2 separate regions of the Homo sapiens genome follow, and region 2 is linked to region 1. Evidence: chromatin loops called from intact Hi-C (ENCODE). Cell type or tissue: IMR-90. All regions are shown on one strand.

The links. A loop is a pair of places that touch in the nucleus more often than their neighbours do. Peaks named below come from ENCODE experiments on the same cell type or tissue, not always from the same donor. Only the 100,000 strongest peaks of a DNase experiment are listed, where the experiment ranks them.
Region 2: a loop joins it to region 1, with 2.4 times the contacts of the local background. A loop is called at or near these places in 3 of 110 quality-filtered maps.

Annotation. Positions count from the first base shown.
Region 1 is chr14:71,707,832-71,715,831 of GRCh38, reverse strand. SIPA1L1 (signal induced proliferation associated 1 like 1) reads right to left here. Exons shown (of 24, transcript NM_001386936.1): 17 at 6,168-6,610. Among named protein-coding and RNA genes, the nearest start is that of RGS6, 220 kb to the left of the region's middle. In IMR-90, no CTCF peak of the experiment used is centred here; DNase peaks (open chromatin) are centred at 1,381 and 3,911; H3K27ac peaks cover 2,879 bases.
Region 2 is chr14:71,588,241-71,596,240 of GRCh38, reverse strand. It overlaps SIPA1L1 (signal induced proliferation associated 1 like 1), which reads right to left. Exons shown (of 24, transcript NM_001386936.1): 5 at 6,871-8,000. Among named protein-coding and RNA genes, the nearest start is that of SNORD56B, 190 kb to the right of the region's middle. In IMR-90, no CTCF peak of the experiment used is centred here; DNase peaks (open chromatin) are centred at 4,110 and 8,000; H3K27ac peaks cover 500 bases.

The DNA.
Region 1 (8,000 bases):
AACAAAGCCAGATGCTTGAGAAGAGAAAATATGATTATAGGATGAAACACACAAAGTGTAGTTATAAGAGCTGTGGGAGATACCTGCTTGTTAAAAGAAAAGTCACTAGAAAATTGTTAAGGCAGGTGATGAAGAGCTTACAAAAGGAAATGACAAAAAACCTTTGGTCTTAAAATGACATTTACAGTTTGCAATACATTTGATAATCTTTTTTATTTTCAACAGACATGTAAAAACAGCCATTTAGTAGGTGGAACAGGATTTTGGTTTGGTGGTACTAGGCTATGCTAATGTGTATGACATGGCACATTACCAGCTGCAGGCTTTATCCATTAGCCACTGAGTTTCTGACCTGCTGTCTATTGTGTAGAATCTGAACAAGCTGACTGCTGAAATGCAGTTTGCTGGCCAGTGAACTGAAAGATGCAATAGTAAGCCATCTTCATTTGTCACCATGTGCTTGTATCTGTTTAATTTGTGCACCTTAAAATCCTATGGTGTATTCCATGGCCAATATGCCATCTCCTAGATTACAGATGAGGGACAAGCCAGGTGAAATGGTACAACTGGCCACAGGCCACATAGCTGACCAATGGTAGAACTGAGACTTGAACCAGGGTCTCAGGCTCCAAATCTATTTTCCTTATGTTCCTCTCCCAACTTGCCTGGGGGTAGAGAGCTATACCAAATTTTCCTTCTTTCTTTTTTTGCAAATGACCACGTTATAGTCAATAATCTATATCCAATAACTAGGTTAAGGCAAGCAGGGCCAACACATGTTCTCAGAATCTTAGATGTCAAAAATCTTCATGTTTAGAAAACACTCAGCTCATAAAAAGACATTTATTCTCTCTTAATTGTGTATTTGAGCTGTAGCTAGAGGAATGGAATTAAATATTGAAAAGGGAGAGGACTTATTATATACTGAAATTATTTAGAAAAGTTGTGTGGGCCAGGCTCAGTGGCTCATGCCGGTAATTCCTGCACTATGGGAGGCCAAGGTGAGAGGACTGCCTGAGCACAGGAGTATGAGACCAGCCTGGGCAACATGATGAGACCCTGTCTCTATAAAAATATTAAAAATTAGCTTAGCATAGTGGTGCATGCCTATAGTCCCAGATACTCAGGAGGCTAAGGTGGGAGGATCACTTGAGCCCAGAAGGTTGAGGCTATAGTGAGCTGCAGGGCCACCACTGAACTCTAGCCTGAGTGACAGAATGAGGGACCCTGTCTTTAAAAAAAAAAAGAGAGAAAAGCTGTGAAATCTCTTGAGATTATTTCCCTCCCCACTGCCCCAATAAAACAATTGTATGAATTCTCATCCTGGTAGAATGCTTTACATATGACGAAGAATGGGCTCTCTGCCCTTTCTGAATTCCTTTTGGCCTTATGATTTAATGACACTTGAAGAATTTGGGCTTGCTACATCAACTGAATGAATGGATTAGTTGCTTCATAGAACAAAGCAAAAAAATGTTTTGTTGGTGAGATCTGCATCAAGCATCTGTGGCTTGACAGAGGGCTCATTTTCTCAAGGTTCACTTGAAATTTCTTCCTCAGTGGTTCTATTTTTCAGTCTTTGAGGTTACTAAAAGTAACTGGTTCTGGATAAAATAACCACCCCCAAAAGCTGGAAGAGGTGTGGCAAGATCGCTTAGGCCAAATCACCTGGAGTTCTGCCATGTAACAGCAACATAGAACATAATCGTGAATGTTTATTGTATGCGGTGATGCAAAGCAAAAATTGCCAATTAAAATGATCCATACCCACAACCTAGGCTAAGGCAAATAGAGTCAACCACATCTCTTAAGAGAAGTTCTGGTTTTGTTATTTTAGAGGGTGAATTTTCATATTCTGAGTTAGTCCATAATATTTAGAAAAATAACATTCTCATCTTAAGGAAAAAATATAAAAGAGAGGCAATTAATTGTTAGTAACTAAAAAAAAAAACATTTCCAGGCAGAAAAGATTTAGAGAAGGAAATGTTACAGGTAAAGACAACGGAGTAACTTCTAAACAAAGATGGAAGGCATATTTCTCACATCCATAGGATGCCAATGAGGGTGCAGGGAACAGGGCATACACAGAGGCACACAGACAGCCCAGTGTGCCAGAGTAGCCTGAGGCAGTCCTAATGTTCAATGTAAACCACACATAAGAAGCCTTTCTTTTCCTCAGCTCTCAAGAAACATACAGCTTTTGTGGCATGAACCATCAACCAGAAAAAGCACATTCATGAAATTGAGCTGTGTTGACAACTGTGGGCAGGCATTTTTCTTGGTCTTTAACCAGTTCTTCCAGTGATAATGTCAGACACTGACCAACATATATCTAGATCCTGACTGATATTTGTATATTAGCTGTTCTAAAGTTTTTCCTTGTCATACTTCGTAGAGTTTACAAACTTTTATGTAGACATGACAGTTTACTAAGACTTCATGCTACACAAAGACTCTATGTATGCTCTCATACCTACACCTATAAGCACTGCAGCTCTGTGCAAATACTGATGCATCTGTACAATAACCTTCAAAATAGTTAGTGGTTTTCTAAGAGCCAGGAGTTGAGGATTTATGTAACTTTTGAACTGGTTTGAGTCATCAGGCAAAAAACATAAAGAAAAGTCATTCTTTCATTTTTTTGAGACAGTGTCTCACTATGTTGCCCAGATTGACCTCTAACTCCTGGGTACAAATGATCCTCCTGCCTCAGCCTCCTGAGCAGCTGGGACTATAGGCCCATGTCACCGTGCCCAGCTAGTTATTCCTATTTGCTCATTGGCATGTATTGAGTATCAATCTATTATGCTCATGTTGGCACGGCCTATGCAAATATACTTAGGATGAACATATTGGGTGAAAAATCCTCTTGTACTGACTAGATGGCAGTAAAAAGGTATATGTGATCGCATAAGTGGGTAGTAATTGGCTACAGGTGTCTGAGGGGGCCTTAGGGAAGCAAGAGGAAGGAGACCTGGAGAATAGCTGGCTAACAACCGTGGACACCAAAACAAGTCAGGTCAGTCAGTTACAGAAGAGATATCTATGTGCAAGCATGAGGTAGGGTTTTTAGCTTTCTCATGTGTGTTCTCAAATTAAGCTCCAACACCAGAAACAGCATTGGTCAGCAGGTCTAGAGGATTTTGGACTAACTGAGGAGGTCCTTGATTGCCACACAAACTGGCACTGCCTACTGCCAAGGCCAGAACGCTAAGAAGAAAATGAATGCTGCTTAAATTTAAGAATGTCCTTAAATTACTACTATCTTCACCTCTCCTAGGCTTACCACTAATCTTTTTTTTTTCAGTGGTTCATTTTAAGATCTGAAAGTGAAACAGCCATTACCAAAAAATAAAATAAAATAAATTTTCTCCCTAAATTTCCAAGCTTCATAAAGATACACATATATTCTAGGGAGCAATAATTTAGAGCAATTAATAGACGTTTTTAGTTATAGAAAGTTACCAGTATGTGTGGCTTCTTTTAATGACATTCAAATATAGCAACTCTATGTAATTACCAACCTGTATTAATGTAGCTCTCATGAGGAGCTACAAAAGATCTGCATGATCATCAAGAGGGAGACTAGAGGACAGAGAAGGTAGGAATGGAGCCCAGCCAGAAAGATGCAGTGAAACTTAATCACTGTAATTTAGACTTTGTCACTGAGTCCCAGGTACAAGCTCTTTTAAGCACTGTCAAGATATCTCTACATTAATTGCTGTTCCTGTCTTCTGAGGACACAAACACTCTAATTTGCTGTGATTTTAGTTTTTCTATAGCAATGTGCATTTGGTGGCTAAGTCCCCTTTCCTCCAGAAAAGGCAGGCTGCTAAAGCTCTGATTATCCAACTCACTCTGCCAAGATCAACATACCAAAGTCTCAAAACATCCCTACTTACCAGAGTCTAGAAATGAATGTGACTCAAATGAGTGGGTGAGAAGCTCTGCCACCCTCCCTGAATGGCCACATTCTTCTCTTCTCTAGTAAGTTTGACTTTCAATAGGAGAGTTATTTCTAAAGGATGATTTCAATGATTCTGCATTCTTCCAGTTAGAAGCAGAAAATTTAGATAATCCTTTGAGGCCTTCAGGCAGCTCCAGTCAGCACATTCAGATAATGCAAACCCAGATGCTTTTTTCAGGGAGCTTTGTTGATCCCCTGGGATTTGTTAGATAATGGCACAGCCGCACATTCTGTGCTTTGGTTTCAGGGGCCCAGCTCTTTCCAATCTCACTCCATGGTGATGCCATTTGAGACAAGATCTCTATAACCAACTTTCTTCTGCCATCACATTGGACCAGAGAAATATTTTCAGATGGAAGACATTCTTAAAAAAAGGCATCCTCCTTTCAAAATGACAAATTGAAAACCAAAGAAATAGGAGTCAAACTAAACTTAAAAACCAGAGAGAAACTATTCAGATATGCAAAATGTTCTAAGTCAATGCACAGTCTACTGAGATGGGGATGTGCCAAGAACAGCCAGCGAGTGTCATCATTCTGTCTTGTGTGATTCTGTCTATATGGTTATGGCATCTGATGCCCACTTCCTGTTCTACTTTGGCAAACACATCTCTTATACCATTTGAATCAAACAATCTACTTTCTGAATTGTGGAACGGAATACATAGTACTCAAGAATACTGAGACTACTTTCCCAATTTCCTTTTGCTTGGAAGCCATGGAGTTTCCAGACCTATCACCATCATTTTGAGATCTGCAATGTGGTAGTGGTAAACAGAAACAAAACTAGTGAAAGGCTTCATTCCATGGGGCCTGACATTTTAAATGAAGGGAAGCTCAATGATAAGTAGCGATAGAGACTCCATGAGAAAACAAAATACTTAGCTGGTCAAGTGAAAGCAATCCAAATTAAGTAGAGGATGTCCTCTCTCCTTAAGGTTATCTGGGGTTTACTGACAGATTATGTGCCTAGATTTCCATTTGAAAAATAAAAACTAAATTAAGCCTCTCTATTACTTTTCTTTTTCTTTCTTTCTTTCTTTTTTTTTTTTTTTTTTGAGACAGAATCTCACTCTGTTGCCCAGGCTGGAGTGCAGTTGTGTGATCTTGGCTCACCGCAACCTCTGCCTCCTGGGTTCAAGCGATTCTCCTGCCTCAGCCTCCCAAGTAGCTGGGATTACAGGTGCCTGCCACCATGCCCAGCTAATTTCTGTACTTTTAGTAGAGACGGGGTTTCACCATGTTGGCCAAGCTGGTCTCAAACTCCTGACCTCAAGTGATCTGCCCACCTCGGCCTCCCAAAGTGCTGGGATTACAGGCGTGAGCCACCACGCCCAGCCTCTACTATTTTTCTTGCGGTCATAATCATAGCAGACCCAGAAGACAGCAAGGTTAGATGGTCTCACACATTGATCAATGACTGACAACAATCGAAGATAAAAGGAGAAACCACACAGAGATCAACAGGCCTAAAAAGACAGTGATGGAATGCTTCTTCCCTATGTGGATCTTGTCACATTGGGGATTTTAGGCTCCAATCAAGAGGAAACGACAAATAGTATTTATTTTATCTAGAGGTGTGATCTCCAAGGATACAGGGGAATGTGTACTTTCCTATTCTGAAAGGTATGTCTAATTTTAGCTACACGTTTCTATTGGACATCCCCCACTCTCAACCCATTGCTGCCAGGAGCCAATTACTGAAAAAAAGTTACAATGTAAATATCAGGTAAGTGAGGTTCTCGGCTTGAGAGGCACGTAAAGGACGTGCTTGGCATCGCAAACGATGCTCTGTTACTCAGAAAAGACCTCTGTCTTTTAACAATATGGTCAATATTTTAAAAACATAGTCTTCAAAAGCTTGTCCCAGTATACATTCCCTATTACTCACCGAAAGCCAACATTACAAAATTACAAATTTCCTCTCAAATTGTAGTAGCCAGGAACATTATTTTAAAAATCAAATCCAACTTTAAAAAGAATAAATCTGCAAAATTTTCTCACAGTTTAAAATAATGCACTAAAATTGCAGGATTAAAGTATTTTGAAGGCAAATAAAGGGCATTAAACATATAAAAATAATTGTCACTGCAGAAAAACCTCCTTTCCTTATACACTATTGAGCAAAGTAAAGTGGGCTGAGGCCAGGGAACTGGGCTTAGGTCTGGGCTGGGAATCAGACAGCGGGGAAGGGTGGTTACCTTGTGTGGGAAGCAGCATCGTTTATACTGAAGGTGCTGTTCTCCCTTGTCAGAGGGGTCGAGCCGGCTTGGCTCTTGCTGTGTATGTCTAAGCTCAGGGAAGACTCTGTTTTCCGGTCCAGGCCGTGGCTCTCTGTCTCCAAAGTCCGATCTGCCATGGAGATTACTTCACTGGAGCTGTGCCATAGGGGTGCCACTTTCTCCTTGCCTGGCCCTGAGCGAGGTGACGATGTGGCAGCCCCCAGCGAGGCTGTGCTGCCGTGGCTGGGGCCATAAGAGGTGGTGTCAATGCCACTGTCAGCAGAGGTGCCTTGCAGATAGTTATAGCTGTTGAGTTCGGATTCTGTGCGGTCCCCATCGTACCACTTCTCATCACTATGGGCACTTGACGCATTGCTGGAGAGAGTATTGCTACTGGAGTGGCTCGAGTAGTGGCTATCAGACTGCAAGAGAAGCAGAATTTATTTGAGTGCAAAGTTTTGCTTCCTGAACAAGAGAATAACAGAAATGACACTGTGATTAATTTCTAGTTATAGGGCTCTGAAGGCCTAAAAGTTCCAATAATGACTAGTCACAGTAAGACAGGGAACCTATGTCACTATGGTCCATTCAGAAGTATCCATGGTAAAGGGTACTAGAAACGTGTTTTTTTTTTTTAATCTATTTTTCATTATTTGATTTATGCTAAAGTATCAATACTATTGAGATTATTTTAGTCAGGAAGAAATTTAAATTGTCATTGAAGTTTTAGTATCTTAAAAGAGAAAGGAAATGACATTTCCAAAGGGATTATAATTAGAAAGCATGTTAATTCTAAAAGCCCTATTTGTTCAGAGTAAATAGAAGGCTGAATATAAGACTTATGTCTAGAGAGACCTCCTTCCCCAATTAGCCTCTGTTTAGGAGACAGCCTTCTAAGACATGCTTTGAGGTGAAATTTATACAGAGGTACCAAGGCAATTCAATGGGGAAAAAATTAGGTTTATCATGAAATGATGGTGAGACAACTGAATATTCACATGCAAAAAAGAATAAAGTTGGAACTGGGGCAGTGGCTCACACCTATAGTCCCAGCACTTTGGGAGGCCAAGGCAGGTGGATTGCTTCAGCTCAGGAGTTCAAGCCCAGTCTGGGTAACACAGCAAAACCCCATTTCTACAAAAAATACAAAAATTAGCCAGGCATGGTGGTGCCTGCCTATAGTCCCAGTTATATAGGAGGCTGAGGTGGGAGGATCGCTTGAGCCCAGGAGGTTGAGGCTACAGTGAGCCGAGATTGTGCCACTGCACGGCATTCCAGCCTTGGTGACAGAGTGATACCCTGTCTCAAAAAAAAAAAAAAAGAAAGAAAGAATAAAGTTGGATCCTTACCATATAGAAAAATAAACTCACAAATGATCAAAGATCTAAATGTAAAAGCTAAAACTATAAAGCTCTTACAAGAAAACATATGTGTAAGTCTTCAGGACCTCCAGTTATAAAATGGTTTCTTAGCTATGACAACAAAAGCATATGAAACAAAAGAAAAAAATAAACTGGACTTCATAAAAATTTAAAACTTTTGTGCTTCAAATAACCCAATTAAACAATGGGCAAATGATTTGAATAGACATTTCTCCAAAAAAAAAAAAAAAAACAAAAAAAAAAAAACACCAAAAAACAAATGTCCAACAAGCACATCAAAAGATATTCAATACCATTAGTTATTAGGGAAATACGAATCAAAACCACGAGATGCCACTTTGGCTATAATAAAAAAAAGCCAGATGATAATGAATGTTGGCAATGTTGGGTATATAAAATGGGGTGGTAACTATGGGAAAACAGCTGCAAT
Region 2 (8,000 bases), 120 kb after region 1:
CTCATTTTTGACCCTTTGCATTGACTGACACTTTGTCAGACCTGCATCACGGTCTGAGGCTCTCCCTGCCTAATCTTCCTTTGTCTCCTCTTTCCTTTGAAGGACTGAAGCCTTTCTCTGCGAAATTATCTTTCACAGACCTAAGTTACTCTCATCCAAGCCCCTAACCACTTGCAGTCCTGTATAGTCTCAGCATCTGCCTCTCAGATGACCCACATGTTTGTTACATGATTGAATAAAGGACTATCTGGCAAAGACAAAAGGTTAGATTTTGAGCAGGGTAGACTATAAAGGGACTAAGAAACCTAGAATTTGGGTAAGAAGCATGAGGCCCTGAAGTTACATAAAGAATTGGGAATGGGACAGAAGGAACAGAAGTTACCTGCAATTTGAAGGTAGACTAGAGATCGTAGGTTGAACACAATGAAGATAAAGGAGGCATCAAAGAAGCTTTAATTTACAGAAGGAGAGCAATGATGAGGAGGGGAAAAAATGGTGAACTCCAAATCTCTCTGCACATGGGTTACAGATGCCAATGAGGTAGCCATCTGGGTAGAGGCAGATTAACAGCTGGTGAGAAATGCAGCCGGAACTAAGGAGAAAGCCTGGGGACAAAGGCGTTTTATTTGGATATAAATGTAGGCTAATCATCTTTTTCCAAAAAGAATTGAGGTCATTAATGATACAGGATATATATAAATCATGCTAATGAAACAGAATAGGAAAATAAAAGATGAAAGTGGAAGCAGATGTGTTAATAATCAAAGCTGTATAGTTGAGCATCAAATTTGGTTCTGGGAGTTGAAGTAAAACTAGACATACAGTGAAACAAAACACACACACAAAATACCTATCATCAGAAAGGCAGGCATTTGGTAGCTACCGGTTTCAACTTCTGGCATCAAATTCTAAAATAAATTTTTCACGTGAACTTTCTAAAGGGGCTGATGAATGACACAATGAAAATGTCTTCATCACCAGCTTTACTGCAAAACAAACTCTGTTTTTATATGACTGGCTCTTAAAAAGATGACCTTTAATAAAGTCAAGTGTTGAACTAGTGTGGTCTTTGATGGCCTATCTTGATTTTAAAATAAAACACATGTAGGAGCAGTTGAAGCCCACGCCCTTTTAAGCAGCTTCCAAAAACCTCTGGCTTGAGAGGCTCAGGCACTGTGAAAGCCTTCCAGATCAGGGTGCAGCTGAGCCACGCTTGCAGCTGAGCCACGCTGGGACTTTGAGATCACAGTGAAGAAAAGAGAGGACCTCTGCTTTCCAAAGAGCAAACACACAAAACCACAATACCTACTACTAGCTTTCTTGCTTCTGGAAGCCCTGAGCAGATAAAAGGACAGCAGCAAAACACACTCCTAGCTTAGCTTCTCAGGAAGGCATTTAGTGCCTCAAATCTCCCTGTGAGGGAATACATAGAGAGCTACCTTCGAATGAATTACATAGATTATATATAAATAGAGTGTTTAAAAATGAAACTACATTGAAAAATACTTCAATAAAAACATGAAAGGCAAGGGCATTAAAACAATTATTATATATGTATAAAAACTTTCACCATTCAATTCATTTTGGCAGAAAATAACTGCTAAATTCAACAGCGTAGAACACAACATGGTTCAGCAGAACAGACTCATTGACCTTGGAGTTTACCATTTATCTGAAATCTAAAACTGTCCACATCAAAAAACTAGAAGTAGAATAATTATATTTAAAGAACACTGAATTGTAAGGCATTCTATGGTACTTTTCTCAAGCCTAATATTTACATAGCAGAAGGATTTTTTAAAAAGCAAAAAAAACTGAATAAACAAAATAAGCACACAATTTTAGAAATATATTTAGCTAATCATATTCCCTGATGTTCTATATGCACTAAAAAATAATCCACTAAAATTTATAACAGCTATTTAATGATGCTTATTTGACAGACTGGAACTTGAAAAACAGCTCTTGATAGCAAAATTGAGAGTATATGAGAGTGCTAAAGCTGTAACTTTAGTACAAATCAAGATAAGTGTGGTATTCTAAAGAAACTATGTTAAAGATGGCTGATTACAAGAGGGTGAGAGGTAAAGACAGAAAACAGCAACTGAAATGTGCTTTGTCTCCTCAATCACTGTTCAACCTGATTTGTATGTGTTTTGGAATGGAGGAGGAGGAGAAGGAAGGTGAACAGTAAGAACAATCAAATCTGGTGGCTTACAGTTATCCAAAGAATATTTAGGTGCATAAGCATTAGTCGTCCCTCTTTTAAGGAATGGGAAAATACTCTTAGATGCGCTTCAGACCAGATACTGTGTTTCTCCTGGGCAGTGTGCAGTAGAGGGAGGCCCTTCCCTATCACAGCATCTTCAGTAACTTGACTTTGAGAGTAACACTCCACCTACCATGAAGACAAGCCTATCAACACTGTTGATCAGTGGAGCAACAAATGCCACTGCCAAGAGCCCATGGGCTCCTCTGTCTTCATTAATGCATTCCTCTCTATAGGATTCAAGGAGAACACACTTCATAGACAATTATACACTCGGTGCAAAATTGAAGAAGTCCTGTGGGGCCACAGAAACCAAGATGAGTAATGGCTTGGAAAGGGTCTCCTCCTCAACAAGCTATGCAGGATATAGGCAACATTATAATTATTCTATAACTTAGTATTTTCCACTTATAAATTTCCTTAGTACTCTGATCATGGTGACTATCTAAATGAAAACAAAAGGCCAGGTACGGTGGCTCACGCTTGTAATACCGCACTTTGGGAGGCCAAGGCAGGCAGATCACTTAAGGCCAGGAGTTTGAGACCAGCCTTGCCAACGTGGTGAAACCCCATCTCTACTAAAAATACAAAAATTAGCTTGGCACAGTGCTGCACACCTGTAATCCCAGCTACCTGGGAGGCTGAGGCACGAGAATCGCTTGAATCCAGGAGGCAAAGATTGCAGTGAGCGGAGATCGTGCCACTGAACTCCAGCGTAGGTGAGAGAGTGAGACTCTGTCTCAATAAATAAATAAATAAATAAATAAATAAATAAATAAATAACACAAAACACATACATACTCAAAGGAAGATAAGTAATTCAGGTTAATCTGAATGCAGCCCTACTGCCTAGTCTGTGCCTCCATAAGGAGGATGTGGCTATCACTTGGACTTCTATCACCAGTACAGATCCACCTTAATGTCCAATGGGCATTAAGTGAGGAACTCAATAAAGTACAAAGAAGTAACATGATGCATGTTAGCTATATTATTACTGTCATTTAATCCTGGTTCTCAATATAAACATACACTCACTAGCAAAATGGCAAAGAGAAGTGGGCATGAGAAAGGACTGGAAAGAAAAGCATCAATGGCATGTTGCTTATTTTACTAAATACAAACAATGGGATTCCTCTACTGATCCAGTATTTTTCCAGCAATGGACCTGGCTTCTATGTTGGACTAAAATAGCCTCTGAAGTCTAAATTTGTAAAATAATGTTTATAAAAACAACATAATAATAAAGTGATTATAGCTTCATCAGCCAAATATGATTTTTACATATAATATCAGCTGTATAGCATACTTTAGTAAAGTACTCCCCCTCCACCCCCTCCCCACCTGAGACTTAGCCACAGTGAAGTCAGGAATGCATTAGGCAGCCAAATGGAAACTACCCGGTGATAAGCGGCTGAGTGACAGCCAGGTCAGCTCTGCCACACCTTGGTGCTAGAGGATAAATTACATCTGACACTGATGTACTCCTTCAACAAGAAGACTTGCTTTAAGGTTCTGATTAGGAAAAATGAGTTAGTCTGCTAATTTCAGTGAATCAAAGTTGTCTATTATAAGACAGAGTTGTTTGTTTAGATATGTTTTATACTATATAAAAGTATAAACAACAATTTTTAAAATGTACAGTTTATACTTTACAGAGCTTAATTTCTGCTCCAAATTTTGTTATCCAGAGCCACTATTTGTGGTATATTATCATACTGTAACAAATTGCCTGTCTGACTTGAAAGTTGTGTGGCCCAAGAAAAGCTCTTACAGTAACCACTCTGTGTAACTGACTTCCACTGAACAACTTCCTGGATTAACCACTGCTCATAATTTCCCTGCAAACCATGCTGACAAATACCCAATGGCACTAGCAGTCTAGTGGGTGATCCCTAGGTGCCATACATACTTTCTGTTCCTGCCAGCTGGACCTCATGCTGACAAAGAGTGAGCTGTTTATACCAATTGACTTGCTATTTTAATTATGAAATTTAATCATGAAAGCTGATGAAATATGAGTACAAAAGATAAACGTTGTTCCTATTAAAAACTAAGGCTTTATACAAACTTAATAAAGGCAAGTCATTAAAAAGAAAGCTGTTGGATTAAATGTGGGCAGGACAGCTATGAAAAAATGAGAAAAAATTTATGAAATCTAAGATTTTGTACTCAGATTATGTTGTTAGTCTCTATGTTTTTATTCTTATGGTTTAGCCTATTAACACAATTAAGAATTTAAAAGAGTAGAATCATTGTCAAAGAAAAGCCCTTGGTCTCACAAGAGTTTGGCAAACATATTCTTATATGTGTTAATGATAATAAAACAGTTTGAATGTATACTTTTTAACAATTCCCTGCTTGAGTTGATATTTTCAATTCACTAGTTCCAATTATGCTGGGTAAAAGGGTATTTTCCATGCTTCAAGTTAGTAACTACTGGATTAGTGGGTATTAGATTTATGAGGTTATTATGAACAAACAGGATTAATCTGGAATCTAGGCATTCACATTTTTATTCCAGACTTTTGAAAGATAAAATACTTTAAGATTCTCCATCTCTTTAACCTAGCAGAGATCAGAGAACAGTGATTAAGAACATGACTCTGTTCAGACAGCCTGGCTCCAACATTTACTAGCTCCATGAGAGTCTTATCACTTAAGCTCCAGTTTTCTCAACTGGAAAATAAGGTTAACAATAGTACCTACCTTCCTGGGCATCAAGAGATTGAAATGAGAAAATGTGGCATAGCAAATGCCTAGTACAGTGCCTGGTACACAGTAAGTACCCAAAATGTTCATTATTATAATAATATTATTATACTGCCTAATAGGAAAAAAGTACCCATTATTACATAAATTAGATTATAACTAATATGTTTCAGTGTCAGTTTTGGGTGGAGGCCATTTTGCCTCCACCTATCGACAGCTCAGACACACCTGCAGAAAATTTGCACAGGTACAGTAAAGCAGGGGTTCTCAGCTAGGGGTTAGTTTACCTCTTAAGAGACATTTGGCAATGCCTGAAGACATTTTAGGCTGTCACAACTAGAGGGAGGAGGAAAACCTACTGGCATTAATAGTGTGGAAGCCAGGGATGCTGCTAAGCATCCTACATCCTACAATACACAGGACAGCCCCCTACTCCACGCTACCCCAACAAAGAATCATCGCACCCCCAAATGCCAAGTTGGCAAGAATGAGAAACCTTGTACCTTAAAGGACAGTGTAACAGAGATGTAATTTCTAAAATATAAACTTCAGAAAATTATTCTGAGAAGATAAATGTTTAAAAATGACATCAGGGTATGCAATACATATTGATTCCAAGACCCACGCTATAGATATGTAGGAATGAGACATGGATGTTTAGTCACGAGACAAGATTGTTTCCGTCAACAAGCCTTCTGGAATGGGACCTATCATGTAGTAATATTAAGATATGCTTTATTCTAAAGCAATTGTTATAAAGCTATGAGTACTATATTTGAAACTAAACTTCACTCATAATTTTAAATACCATTCAATAATTTTAAATAATTTTAAATACCATTCAAAACCCCAAAACAGTGGAAATCAAAACACTGTGAGAATAGCTTGCAGACAGGGAGCCTCTCGCCACAGGCCTCTTCACTTGGCTACAGAGATGACCAATCTAGCTAATGGAACACAGAGGTATGTCCTTCGTGGGTAAGCATCCTGTTTCCTCGTTTGTCTACCTGGATGACTTAAACTCATTCCTTAATTAACGCTGCTCAAAAAGCTTGTAAGGGTTCACTTATACTACTTACTTTTCGGTAAATCACAATGGTCTTTCTTAAAAGTATGAGATAAAACTGTGTATAATCTCAAATATATATGTGTGTATATATGTGTGTATATATGTGTGTGTGTGTACATATATATATATATATATATATATATATATATTTTTTTTTTTTTTTTTTTTTTTTACTCTCCCACTCAAAGAAAAGATTAGAAAGGAAGTGGCCCTTATGTCAAAGGTACTTCTCTCTTCAGTGCCTTTTCTACTCAAAGACCGAGATTTGATTCTTGGCACTGAGACTTATTGGCTCTGTGACTTTTGTCAAATAATGTAATTTGTTTTCACAATACTTCCTGTAAATGGACAGGAATATATTATAATTACCACCTACTGATGACAACATTGAAGCAGCAAAGAAATGATTCCTGTACTTACTGTGGAAGTGATAAAAAATGAAAGTAGCATTAAAACTGTTTTGCAATCCTTAAACAACAGCTATATTTCAAATATTTTCAACTTGGTATATTTATCCCTAAAGGTGACACAGCAAATCTACTGTACAACAAAGACTATAATTTCAATCGCTAAGTCAAAGGGGCTTTTTATTTGTAAAAGTACTATTTAACATACAAGACATTTATATATCTGAAAGGAGAAAGTAACTCAAAAAATGCAAAAAGAAATAAATTGAGCAAATGGTTATTTAGCTATTTTACCATCAAGAAAGATAAGACATGCAAATCTTATGTCACATTGTTAATAAATATCTTAATATACAGTACTTTTCTTCAGAAAGTACTGCAAAAGAAAATGTAAGAAATAAAGGATCTCTACTTACCCTTCTGGTAGAAAAATTTTCTATAATAGTATGCACCCAGATCTACGTGTTCCACGATGTATCTTTTCACTCTATCTAGGTGCAACACCAAGTTCTCCTTGGGCACTTCAAGTACTGCCACTCCTGCATTTGTGCAATGGGAACTAAGGGTAGACTCAAAGGAGGCACTTTCACATCCACTAAAGGAGCCAGAATTTGATTTTGAAAGGCTGATTTTCCTCTCCCCTTCTCCACCTATCTCATTCCGAAAATATGGACAGCTCATTACAAGCTCATTGCTTTTATCATCTCCCTGGTCCATGCTGAGGCTTCCTTTGGAATTCAGGTCCTCTGTGCTGCCCATTGGGGAGCTAAAACTGGCTGAATGAGACAGAGGTCCAGAGACCAAGGATGCCACGGCAGCTGCGGAAGCTCCAGTGGTGGTGTTTCTCCTCTTAATAACATTGTGCCTGTTCATAATTGCCTCATTCAAATCAAATAATATACTCTGGACATCATAGTGGGCAAAGCACTTTGGACATGTCCAGGGCCTGACAGAGTCTTCTGATCGGTTATCTTCAAGATCTGATGACTTCCCAAGTTCTTCACCTTTGGCATTGCGCAATTTACGAAAAATAGATGAGTCTCCAGTTTCAGATTTTGAACGTCGCTTGAGTGGTTTTTCCCTTTCCTTAAAAAGCCTGAGGTTCTCTCTCTGTGAGATAGGCCCGTCTATTACATCCAAAGAGAAACCAGAACCCTTGCCACCACCAGTAATGAGAAAGTCACTGAGCTTGGTTGGAGTTGGACCTCGATCAGATTTGTCATCTTTGTAGCCCTTTAACAAATCAAAAAAGCTTTCTCCAGATGTTCCCTGTTTATCAATTGAAGATGTGCTACCATATTCCCTGTGCAGTGATGGTCCAGTCTTGTATGTAGGTGAGATACATTCATCAAAGCTATCCACATCAAGTTCACTTATGGTGATATCACTGTTGCTTCGCTGGCGTATTCTGCGAAGAGCTTTTCTGGGGGAGCTGGGGTAGGCTTCAGGCATGAGAAATCTGGAGTCCATGTTCTCCGACGGTCTTGTCTTGTTTTTCAGCGTGTTCTGTATGCTTTTCAGCATGGCTGAGTCATTGGAATTGAGG